2 separate regions of the Homo sapiens genome follow, and region 2 is linked to region 1. A link is an interaction called in ENCODE POLR2A ChIA-PET data of the cell type or tissue named here. Cell type or tissue: PC-9. All regions are shown on one strand. Links, peaks and the distances in the headings refer to the core of each region. The heading gives the core; the rest is flanking DNA. Region 1 overlaps HECTD4 (HECT domain E3 ubiquitin protein ligase 4). Region 2 overlaps RPL6 (ribosomal protein L6).

Region 1 (5,389 bases), core at 254-5,253:
GACTGATGGTCAATAACATAAAAACCCAATTTTTATTTTTGTTTTATTTATTTATTTAGAGACAGAATCTCGCTCTGTCGCCAGGCTGGAGTGCAGTGGCGCGATCTAGGCTCACTGCAACCTCCAGCTCCCAGGTTCAAGCAATTCTCCTGCCTCAGCCTCCTGTGTAGCTGGGACTACAGGCACGCGCCACCACGCCCAGCTAATTTTTGTATTTTAGTAGAGATGGGGTTTCACCACGTTGGCCACGATGGTCTCGATCTCTTGACCTCATGATCTGCCCGCCACAGCCTCCCAAGTGCTGGGATTACAGGCGTGAGCCACTGCGCCTGGCCAAAAAACCCAATCTTTAAATGGATAAAAGACTTTGGAGGAATAGATATTCCTCCAAAGAAGGTATACAAATGGCCAATAAGCACATGAAAAGATGCTAAGCATCATTAGTCATTAAGGAAATGCATAAAATCACAATGAGGTACAACTTCATATCCACAAAGATGGCTATAATCAGAAAAATGGAAAATAACAAATGTTGGTGAGGATGTAGAGAAAATAGAACCATTATACTTTGGAGATGAGAACGTAAAATGGTATGGCCACTTTGGGAAACAGTTTAGCAGTCCCTCCAAGGGTAAACATACAGTTACCATATGACCCAGCGATTCCACTCCTACGTATGTGCCCAAGAGTATGAAAAACATCCACACAAAACTTACATACTAATGTTCATAACAGCATTATTCAAAATAGCCAAAAAGTAGAAACAACTCAAATGTCCATCAACTTATGAATGGATAAACAAAATGGGATATTATCCACACTATGAAATATAATTCAACCATAAAAAGTAATGAAGTACTGATTCATGCTGTAATATGGATGAACCTCGAAAACATTATGTTAAGTTTAAAAAGCAGTCACAGACTCACTCCATCCTGCCACCCTGTGAAGACGCCTGCTTCTCCTTTGCCTTCCGCCATGATTGTAAGTTTCCTAAGGCCTCTCCAGCAATGCGCAACTGATGGATAAAACAACTTGGAACCAATAAAAAAGAGCTGGGTCTGGTGTCAAGAGACTTGGACCACATCACTTCACCTGTCTGAGCCTCAGTGACCACGTAGTGATCCCATGGCTAAAGACTGAGAAAGATCTAGGATCACTGGTGTCCAATAATAAATGCACATTTGCAAGCACTAAGGAGAAAACCTCACTCCATGTACTTTCTTCCTGGAGACCAAGCCCACTACAGCAAGGAGTATCTTCAAGCGAGGGTGGAATTGTGCATGAATAGAGAATACTCTCCATCTCTTCTCACATCACACAGCTCTCCAGTTGATACAATATTCAACTATATTTACATCGAGGGAAAAATGATTCTATATTTATATATAACTCTCCATAATGTGTCAAGTGTCCTCACACTATCCTATGTGGTAGGTATAATCATCTGCACATTTTTTTTAATGGGAAAGTTGAGGCTTTGAATGATTAATTTCCCCAAGATAATAGTTACTAAAAGAAACAAGATTTTTACATGTCTGTCTGCATCTACTTTTATAGCTCCTGATTTTATTCGTAGCTCAGCCACCATAATATGCACAGAATGAGACAAAATAATAAGTGGTATTTTGCTACTATCGAGTAAAACCAAAAATTAAAAATCAAGCAAATAAACAAACAAACGAAAAAGCAGTCATAAAAGGCCATATGTTGTATAATTCCATTTACATGAAAAGTAGAGTATAGGTAACTCCACAGAGACAGAAAGTAGATTGGTAGATGCCAGGGGTCAGGGAGTAGGAGAGCAACTGTTGATGAGTATGAGGTTTCTTTTTGGGGTGACGGATAGATTAGTGGTAATGACTGCACAACTCTGTGAACATATTAAAAACCACTGAATTGTATATTTTAAAGGGGTGAAATTTACGGTGTGTGAGTTATATTTCAATAAAGCCACCGCCCCCAGCCTGAGGAACATTTAATTCTATACTTTATCCCATTTAACTATGTGTGCACTCTGAAGCCAAAATTACACTGCTTTCATTACTACAGTGTGCCTCCTTATAATAATATATGGATATTTTAAAATACTAACACATTTTTACACATTTGCTTTTCTATGTCTTATGCTTAGTATTTTGTATATGTGTCCTAAAATGGAGGTGTTTTACATATGTATTTTAATAGCTTTGAAATTCTATTGGCAGGGCGTGGTGGCTCATGCCTGTAATCCCAGCACTTTGGGAGGCCAAGGTGGGTGGATCACCTGAGGCCAGGAATTCCAGAACAGACTGGCCAACATGGCGAAACGCCATCTCTACTAAAAATAAAAAAATTAGCCGGGCATGGTGGCATGTGCCTGTAATCTCAGCTACTAGGGAGGCTGAGGCAGGAGAATCACTTCAACCCGGGAGGCAGAAGTTGCAGTAGGCTGAGATCATGCCACTGCACTCCAGCCTGGGTGACAGAGCAAGACTCCGTCTAAAAAAAAAGAAATTCTATCATAGTGAGTAGAGCTCTTGCTGTATCATCAGTAAATAATGTGACAAAATATTATTTTATTTCCTAAAACTTTGTTGAACTGATTATTTCTATTAATTTTATAGGACAATAGTTTTCAAAACTATACTAATATGCCATCCACAAAAAATTATATTGTTAAATCTTCCTAGCCTATTTGATAATTGGTATTTTTTGTTATCAGAGAGCTATTGCAAACAACTATTTAACAAAGTAAGTTTTAAATAATTAATAGGAAAGCTTTAAATTTCAGAGTTTGAGATAAATCGAGGAAAGTGCCACAAGTAAAATTCACTTACTTTTTAAAGATGACAAACCACTTGTTCCACCAAAAAGAGATCGGGTGGCAGAGCTGCCTGATCCCCCTGGAGGAGGCACCAGCATCACCAAGTAGGTGCCACAGGTATATATGGGTGTCTTCCGCAGCATTTTTAGAGGCAGCCCACAGCTAGTATTTGCTGGAGAAAGGAATGAAAATGCTAAATCAAAATATTTGACACAAAAGTTAATTTGATTACCAACACAGATTAGGATATAATGAGGGAGACCCAAACTCAAACAAAGATTTGGAAAACAGATTTCCAGATTAGGAAAACAGAATAAGAAGTAATAGCTAAGGAAAAAAATAATTATCTTCTGGCTCCACAGCCTGACCCTGAGCCTCCTATTTATATGGTCTGAACATTTCTTGACAGTGCTCCCAATCCTCAATATGCCATCATGCCTCTACAAATTATTCCAAAAAAATAAATCCTCACATGGACTAAATCTCAAAATAAGAGAAGAATCCTAGTATTTGTTTGTGTTTCCCCTAGAAAACTGATATAGGTTGAGTACATTTATCTGAAATGCCTGGGACCAGAAGTGTTTTGGATTTCAGATTTTTTCAGAATTTGAAATATTTGGATTATACTTAAGAGTTGAGCATTCCTAATTGAAAAATCCAAAATCCAAAATATTCCAGTGAACATTTCCTTTGTTTTCATTTATTTTTACTCATTACATCTGAGATTAGTGAGAACATTTCCTTTGAGCATCATGTAGGCACTCAAAAAGTTTCAGATTTGGGAGCATTTTAGATTTTTAGATTTGGGATGAACAACCTATATTCCAATCAAGATCTTGGTTTTTTTTTCCCATTTTATATAGAACAAATTCTTGACAGGCTTGTGATATTAAACTCATAATAAACAGCTTTCAACATGAAATCGGCCAAAATTTCAACCTAATGAAAGCTTTCACAATATCTATCACAAAACAATTTTATAGCTGTGTAATTTATTATAACCCCTTATATACATTTTTCTTTTTTTTAAGGGTCAATGACATAAACTGTCATTAGGAAAATAATTATTGTTTCTAATCAAGAGGTGTAAAATGTACTTTAATCTCCCTTACTGGCATATCTAGAAAGTGGAGTGAATTTACGGATTTTCTATATACAAGCCTAGCGAGGATTGATTATGTCAACAGAGAATCAACTGGAGTGCTTTACTTAGAAAGCTGTCAGGCTATAAAATATAACTTATTATCTATAGCCTGGATAGATGAAAATCATTTTTAGATGGTTTAGATTAGAAGAGTGAGTAAAGTGAAACCTAATCTATCTGATATTTGTTTTGAATGCTTGTGCTTCTAAAAAGCTTTTTTTTTTTTAAGCTGCAAGCCCCCACCAAGTATATTCTTCATTAAGGACATAAATTCAAGAAGATAAATTTCCACTGGTAAGAAACCTAAAGACAGCAATAATTGGAAAATTAGCAACTTTGTGAGTATACCATTTTCACCAAGATGTTTTCAATAGACATATGCTTATTAAGATGGCAATAGGTATTAGTTTTTAATGGAATAAAAACTTTTTTTTTTTTTTTTTTTTGAGACTGAGTCTCACTGTTGTCTGCCTGGGCTGCAGTACAATGGAGCCATCTCGGCTCACTGCAACTTCCACTTCCTGTGTTCCAGCAATTCTCCTGCCTCAGCCCCTCCCGAGTAGCTGAGACTACAGGAGCCCACCATCACACCCGGCTAATTTTTGTATTTTCAGTAGAGATGGGGTTTCACCATGTTGGCCAGGCTGGTCTTGAACTCCTGACCTCAGGTGATCCACCCACCTCAGCCTCCCAAAATGCTGGGATTATAGGCATAAGCCACTGCCCCTGGCCAAAACCTTACAGACACCTTGAATGTTCGCTTACTTTTGAAAAGTTTCTTAGTTTATAACTGGTGAATTTTTAATTTAATGTAGCAACATCACGTTAAAGAATCCACATAAAAGTACGATGATTGCTTAAGCCCAGGAGTTTGAGACCAGCCTGGACAACATAACAAGACCTCATGTTTTTTTTAAAAAAAAAAAGTACAATGAGACCACATGTTTAGAATACAGATACCCGTTTCTACCAAATTCTAGTATATGTGCTGCCAAAGCGTGCACATTTCTACCAAATTCTAAATATGTCCTTGCCTTCTGAGGTCTTTCTTTGATATTATACATATTTTCAACAAGCATTCTTTTAGTATTTCCATTGTTTAGGGTAAGATTTCATTTTCTCCCAAGGGACAAACCCAGATCAGGCCTTCAGCTTGTCATGAAAATGTTTATTTAGGTAACAACAAAAACAAAAACAAAAAAAACTGTCCTCTAGAAAGTATCTTCTACAGTTGGAATTATCCACTTACCCAAATCATAAAAACTATTAACAATTTTGCCACTTACCTTTGATACAAAAGAAGCCTGTGAAAATAAAATACTGTCCTTAAATTCTAATATGGACTAATAAGTATTTAATTTGGTAGTCTCATAATAAATTAACTATAAATATTTTCTCTTCCTAGCATTTCCAACTATAAAAATAAAGCATAAGATTAC
Region 2 (5,389 bases), core at 242-5,241, 130 kb after region 1:
CACCATTCTAGCACCATACAGAATAGATTCCTGGTCCTAGAAATCCTGTGGTCCACCCGTCCATCTCTCCCTCTCCACCCACCACCCACGTGCAACCTTTGATCTCTTTGCTGTCTCCTTAGTTTTGCCTTTTCCACAATGTCAAATACCTGGAATCATAGAGTATATAATATGATACAGTATATGAAAGAAGCCCTTTCCACATGGGCTTCTTTCCCTTAGCAATATGTATTTAAAGTTCCTCCACGTATGTTGTTGCTTGATAGCTCATTTCTTTTTATCACTAAATGATGTCCCATTGTATGGATGTACCACAAGGTTATCCATTCACTCGTTGAAGGACATCTTTATTGCTCCCAAGTTTTGGTAATTATGAATAATGCTGCTATACACAATTATGTACAGGTTTTGTGTAGACATGTTTTCAGTTCATGTGTAAATCGTATTCCTTTTTAACTTTTGTATTTATGCACACATTTATATAGTTGTAAAACTAAGCTTATATATTTTTTTCTTTTCTTTATTCTCCCTGGGAGCATAGATTCAAGTTGCCATGAATATACACTCCCACGTATACTTTTTTAAAAGTGATATTTTACATAATTTTCTGCAATTTGCTTTTTAAGATAACAATAATCTTTTGTTATAAAAGCAGTATATGTGCTTTTAGAAAGTTAGCTCATGTGGGTAAGTAAAAGAAAATAAAGACACATGCCAGGCATGGTGGCTCACGTCTGTAATCCCAGCACTTTGGGAGGCTGAGGCAGGAGGATCACTTGAGGTCAGGAGTTCCAGACCAGCCTGGCCAACATGGTGAAACCCTCTCTCTACTAAAAATACAAAAATACAAAAAAAAAAAAATTAGTTGGGCAGAGTGGCAGGCGCCTGTAATCCCAGCTATGCAGGAGGCTGAGGCAGAAGAATCACTTGAACTTGGGAGGCAGAGGTTGCAGTGAGCCGAGATGGCACCACTGCACTCCAGCCTGGGCGACAGAGCAAGACTCCACATCACTTATGCCACATTCTATTGGTCAAAAGGGGCAGAATCTGTTTGATCCCAAATCTTTGAAACAATGCAGAGGCTAGTGCAATGATTCTCAAAGTAGGATCTAGGGATCTTTTTTTTTTTTTTTTTTTTTTTTTTTGAGACGGAGTCTCGCTCTGTCGCCCAGGCTGGAGTGCAGTGGTGGGATCTCGGCTCACTGCAAGCTCCGCCTCCCGGGTTCACGCCATTCTCCTGCCTCAGCCTCCCAAGTAGCTGGGACTACAGGCGCCCGCCACTACGCCCGGCTAATTTTTTGTATCTTTAGTAGAGACGGGGTTTCACCGTTTTAGCCGGGATGGTCTCGATCTCCTGACCTCGTGATCCGCCCGCCTCGTCCTCCCAAAGTGCTGGGATTACAGGCGTGAGCCACCGCGCCCGGCCGGATCTAGGGATCTTTAGATGTTCCTGAGATCCTTAAAAAGGGACCTGTGAAGTTAAAACAATTTGTCATACTACTGTTAAGACATTGTCCTTTTAACTCGAGTGTAGAATGGAGTTCTCCTGAGGTGTAATACATAATGTGATACTGCAATAGATTGAATAAAGCAGATATAAGAATCTGTCTCCTACGAAGCCAGACATGAAATACATTTGCAGAAATGTAAAACCATTGTCCTCATAATTTTTTGTTTTGGAAAAATTATTTTTTTAGAGACAGGGTCTTGCTCTGTTGCCCAGGCTGGAGTGCAGTGGTGCAATCACAGCTCACTGAAGACTCGAACTCCCAGGCTCAAGCCATCCTCCCATCTCAGCCTCTCAAGTAGCTGGAACCACAGGTACACGCAGGCTGGGCTTATTTATTTTTTGAGACAGAGTTTTGCTCTTGTTGCCCAGGCTGGAGTGCACACATTACAGGTGTGAGCCACTGTGCCTGGCTCAAGTTTTTTTTTTTAATAAAAATGTTACTTATATAAACATGACATGTCATTTTAAAATATTCTAGCAACTTTTTTTTTTTGAGACAGTCTTGCTCTGTCGCCCAGGCTGGAGTGCAGTGGTGTGATGTCACTTACTGCAACCTCTGCCTCCCGTCCAAATTCTCCTGCCTCAGCCTCCCGAGTAGCTGGGATTATAGATACCTGCCACCATGTCCAGCTAATTTTTTTTTGTATTTTTAGTGGAGATGGGGTTTCACCATGTTCGCCAGGCTGGTTTCAAAATCCTGACCTCAGCTGATCAGCCCACTTCGGCCTCCCAAAGGGCTGGGATTACAGGTTGAGCCATGGCACCCAGCCTTTTTTCACCTTTTTTGGACACAGGGTCTGTCATCCAGGATGGTGTGCAGTGGTGAAATCACAGGTCACCACAGCCTGGACCTCCTAGGCTCAAGTGAGCCTCCTGGCCCCACCTCCCAAAATGTGGGGGTTTCAGGTGGAAGCCAGCACACACAGCCCATTTTTCATTTTCCATTGGCAAAAATCCAAGTTTGATAACCTACCTATAAGAAGATGGGTACTCTGTACATTTCCAGAACAAATAAAGTGGTCTAACACTTGGGAGTGTTTGGAAGAATCTGCCAAAATTAAAATGCACAAATCTGGCAGGGTGTGGTGGCTTATGCCTATAATCCCAATACCTTGAGGTCTAGGCAGGAGGATAGCTAGAGCCCAGGAGTTGAACCAGCCCAGGCAATAGGAACTGGGGCCATATGTGATAAACGTGCCCATGAACAGCCACTGCACTGGCCTGGGAAACAAGAGCACGGCCTCATAATTATTGGGGAGGAGTTGAGAATTGAGCACAGCGGGGAGAAATGGGAGTTTGTTGTCTGAGTAGTCAGCAGTTATTCTCTTCTCTCATCCATGTACAGTTTAGCACTGACTTCTTCAGGGACGAGTGAGAAAATGCCACCACTTCACAATGGTAGAGGGTGGGTGAAAAAGTTATTAGCCAGGCACCAAGAACCAATCTGAAGCCAAGAACAGCAATGCAAAGCCAACAAACTAGCTCTCTTGTAGACACCACTCCCTTCCAATCCCATTCTCTACTAAGGAAAACCCCCAGGTGAGCTGGCATGGTCAAACTACACCTTCAGGTAGGTAAGAATTTTTTTTAAAAACCAAAAATTAAAAAAAGAGACACAAAATGTAGTCAGCTATTTAATTAGGTTCTTAAGACATTTAGAACACCAATTTGTGAGGATAAATTCCATTCGTCAGAGCAAACACAGATCGCAGGTAGCCCTGGAGCTGAGGAATAGCTTTGATTTTTGGTAAAATTTGTGAGTCCACAGCTTTCTGATCAATCTTGCGCTGCTCCGTAATCTCATATTTCTAAATAAAGAGAAAATCAAACATTTTAAAACAGGCACATACCAAATTACTTGTAGGTCAACTAAGGAGTCCTGTCTCACAAGTACTAATCCCCAAGAATATTTAGAAAACATTAAAGACAATTTTGACAATCCTTTCCTTGGAATGCTGTGAAACACAACCCATTTTTTAATGTAATAAAAGTAGCTCTTAAGCTTTTGTATACTTTAGGACACATCAAGGATAAGTAAGGGCACATTCCCAATACGATGGTAGCAGTTAATTCCCACACAATTCCACCAAACTTTAGGATTCTAAGTTGAGCTCCCAGACTGCCAAAAGAACTACTCAATTTAGAAGAATCTGGAATACTAAGTATCTCCCAGCATTCCTCATTATTTAACCTTTCATTTTTCTTCTTTTTGTGCAACCTGTTTCTTTTCACTCCCAGGTAGAAGGGCCAGTGCTAACACAGGAGATGACAAGTAGAAACTTACCTCTTTTTCTGTGTCGAAGATCTCACCTTCCTGGTGTCTGGGCTTCCGCAGCTTCTTCTTCTTGAAGTAAGCATCAGTAAGATGTTTTGGGATTTTTACATTGCTGATATCGATTTTGGTTGAAGTGGCAATGACAAATTTCTGGTGTGTTCTTCGTAGAGGAACTCGATTGAGGACCAGAGGTCCTAAGGGGGAAAAATTAATTTAGCAAGGAAAAGGGGGAAGAATCATCATCCTGCAATTTAGGTGACCATTACTTGTTATGTTGCTACACAAAGAAGACCACTTGTCTAACCCACTTGCACACAAGGCAATGAAATGGGCCTCAGACACTTGTGGCAATAAGTGTCTACCATGTAGGCAGTAGCAAACAAACGTGTATACTGCAAGCATTTAAAAATGGAAGTTTCACAGAACATCACAATCCAAGGATTTTCTTACCAGTCACAAGTAATAAGCCACTAGCCAGCTGCTTCAGGAAAACCACCCTCTGTAAGTTAAAAAGAAAATAATTAGTTTTCTGCAATTAAAAACTGACTTCTGAATTCATAAAATCACAGGCATCTAAATTTGGGTAAAGGAAATTTCTACATGTATATGTATACAGCTCGGCAGTTCTGGAAGCAACCACAGCAAGCTACTAAGGTAGTACTCCAGACATAAACACGTTTTTGAGTAAATGAACATGTGTAACATAATCAACAGCAGGAAATGGCTAATAAATCACCATGGATTACACTTCTTATTTGCAACAACTAAGTTGTATCTTGCAGATCATTTCCCCTTGCCCCAAACATAGGTAAATAAAGGAAAAGTACACCTAGCGTGCAAACGCATTGCCACCAGGCACCCCAGGCAGCTGCAGTGAAGCGCCCCAAGCACAGGTACTCTCACCTTGCCCCTGTGGCGTCCAGTGAGGATGATCAGAATGGTCCCGGGGGTAATGCTGGCTCGCAGTTTTCTCACGTGCTGACTGAAGGGTTTTTTGCCGTGGCTCAACAGCTTTCGAGGCACATCTTCAGTAGGATAATATCTAGGCTGTGGAGAGTCCATAGATCCAACTTATTTAAATAAGCCATTCAGATTACTAGAAGCAAGCTATGTCAGCCAAACTTTTGCTACAGCCTTTTTATTTTAAAGTATAATACTGTATTTATATGATTCCATTTTCATTTCTGCTAAGTAGACTTGGAAAAGGTCAATTATGCTTCTGCATCCTGTGTGCAAAAAAGGAGACACCATTTAATGAATGAGATGTGTGCTCAAGCAAAGAAAGCATCAAGCAAGTCACCTTTGCAATCTTGAGCAAAAACTAAACCTCAGAGATTACACGTGTGACATGCCACATTTTGCAGATTAGGGATACATGGCTTGTTTTCCAATTCAAGTAAAGTGTGTCCATATCCTAGCCACTTCATCTGATCCTCACAGCAACAAGTCTTACTCCCACTTCATCCACAAAGGAAAACAAATTGCATAAAGCCAGACACTAGGACTGGCAGATCATTTATTGCAGAAGTTAGACACCATGCAAGGGCCATTAAAGACATGACTACAAATAACTCACAATAACCTATTTCCAACTATACCATATC

What was found. ChIA-PET counts read pairs that join two places held together with the same protein. Peaks named below come from ENCODE experiments on the same cell type or tissue, not always from the same donor. Only the 100,000 strongest peaks of a DNase experiment are listed, where the experiment ranks them.
Region 2: POLR2A ChIA-PET joins it to region 1 with 7 read pairs; 4 of 35 experiments call an interaction of 5 or more read pairs at or near these places.

Annotation. Positions count from the first base shown.
Region 1 is chr12:112,276,409-112,281,797 of GRCh38, forward strand. HECTD4 (HECT domain E3 ubiquitin protein ligase 4) reads right to left here. Exons shown (of 76, transcript NM_001388303.1): 9 at 2,820-2,978. Among named protein-coding and RNA genes, the nearest start is that of HECTD4, 100 kb to the right of the region's middle. In PC-9, for the core only: no CTCF peak of the experiment used is centred there; no DNase peak of the experiment used is centred there.
Region 2 is chr12:112,402,059-112,407,447 of GRCh38, forward strand. It overlaps RPL6 (ribosomal protein L6), which reads right to left. Exons shown (of 7, transcript NM_000970.6): 4 at 4,689-4,832; 5 at 4,236-4,284; 6 at 3,795-3,979; 7 at 3,131-3,318. The coding sequence ends at 3,166. Among named protein-coding and RNA genes, the nearest start is that of RPL6, 4.9 kb to the right of the region's middle. In PC-9, for the core only: no CTCF peak of the experiment used is centred there; no DNase peak of the experiment used is centred there; H3K4me3 peaks cover 273 bases; H3K27ac peaks cover 815 bases.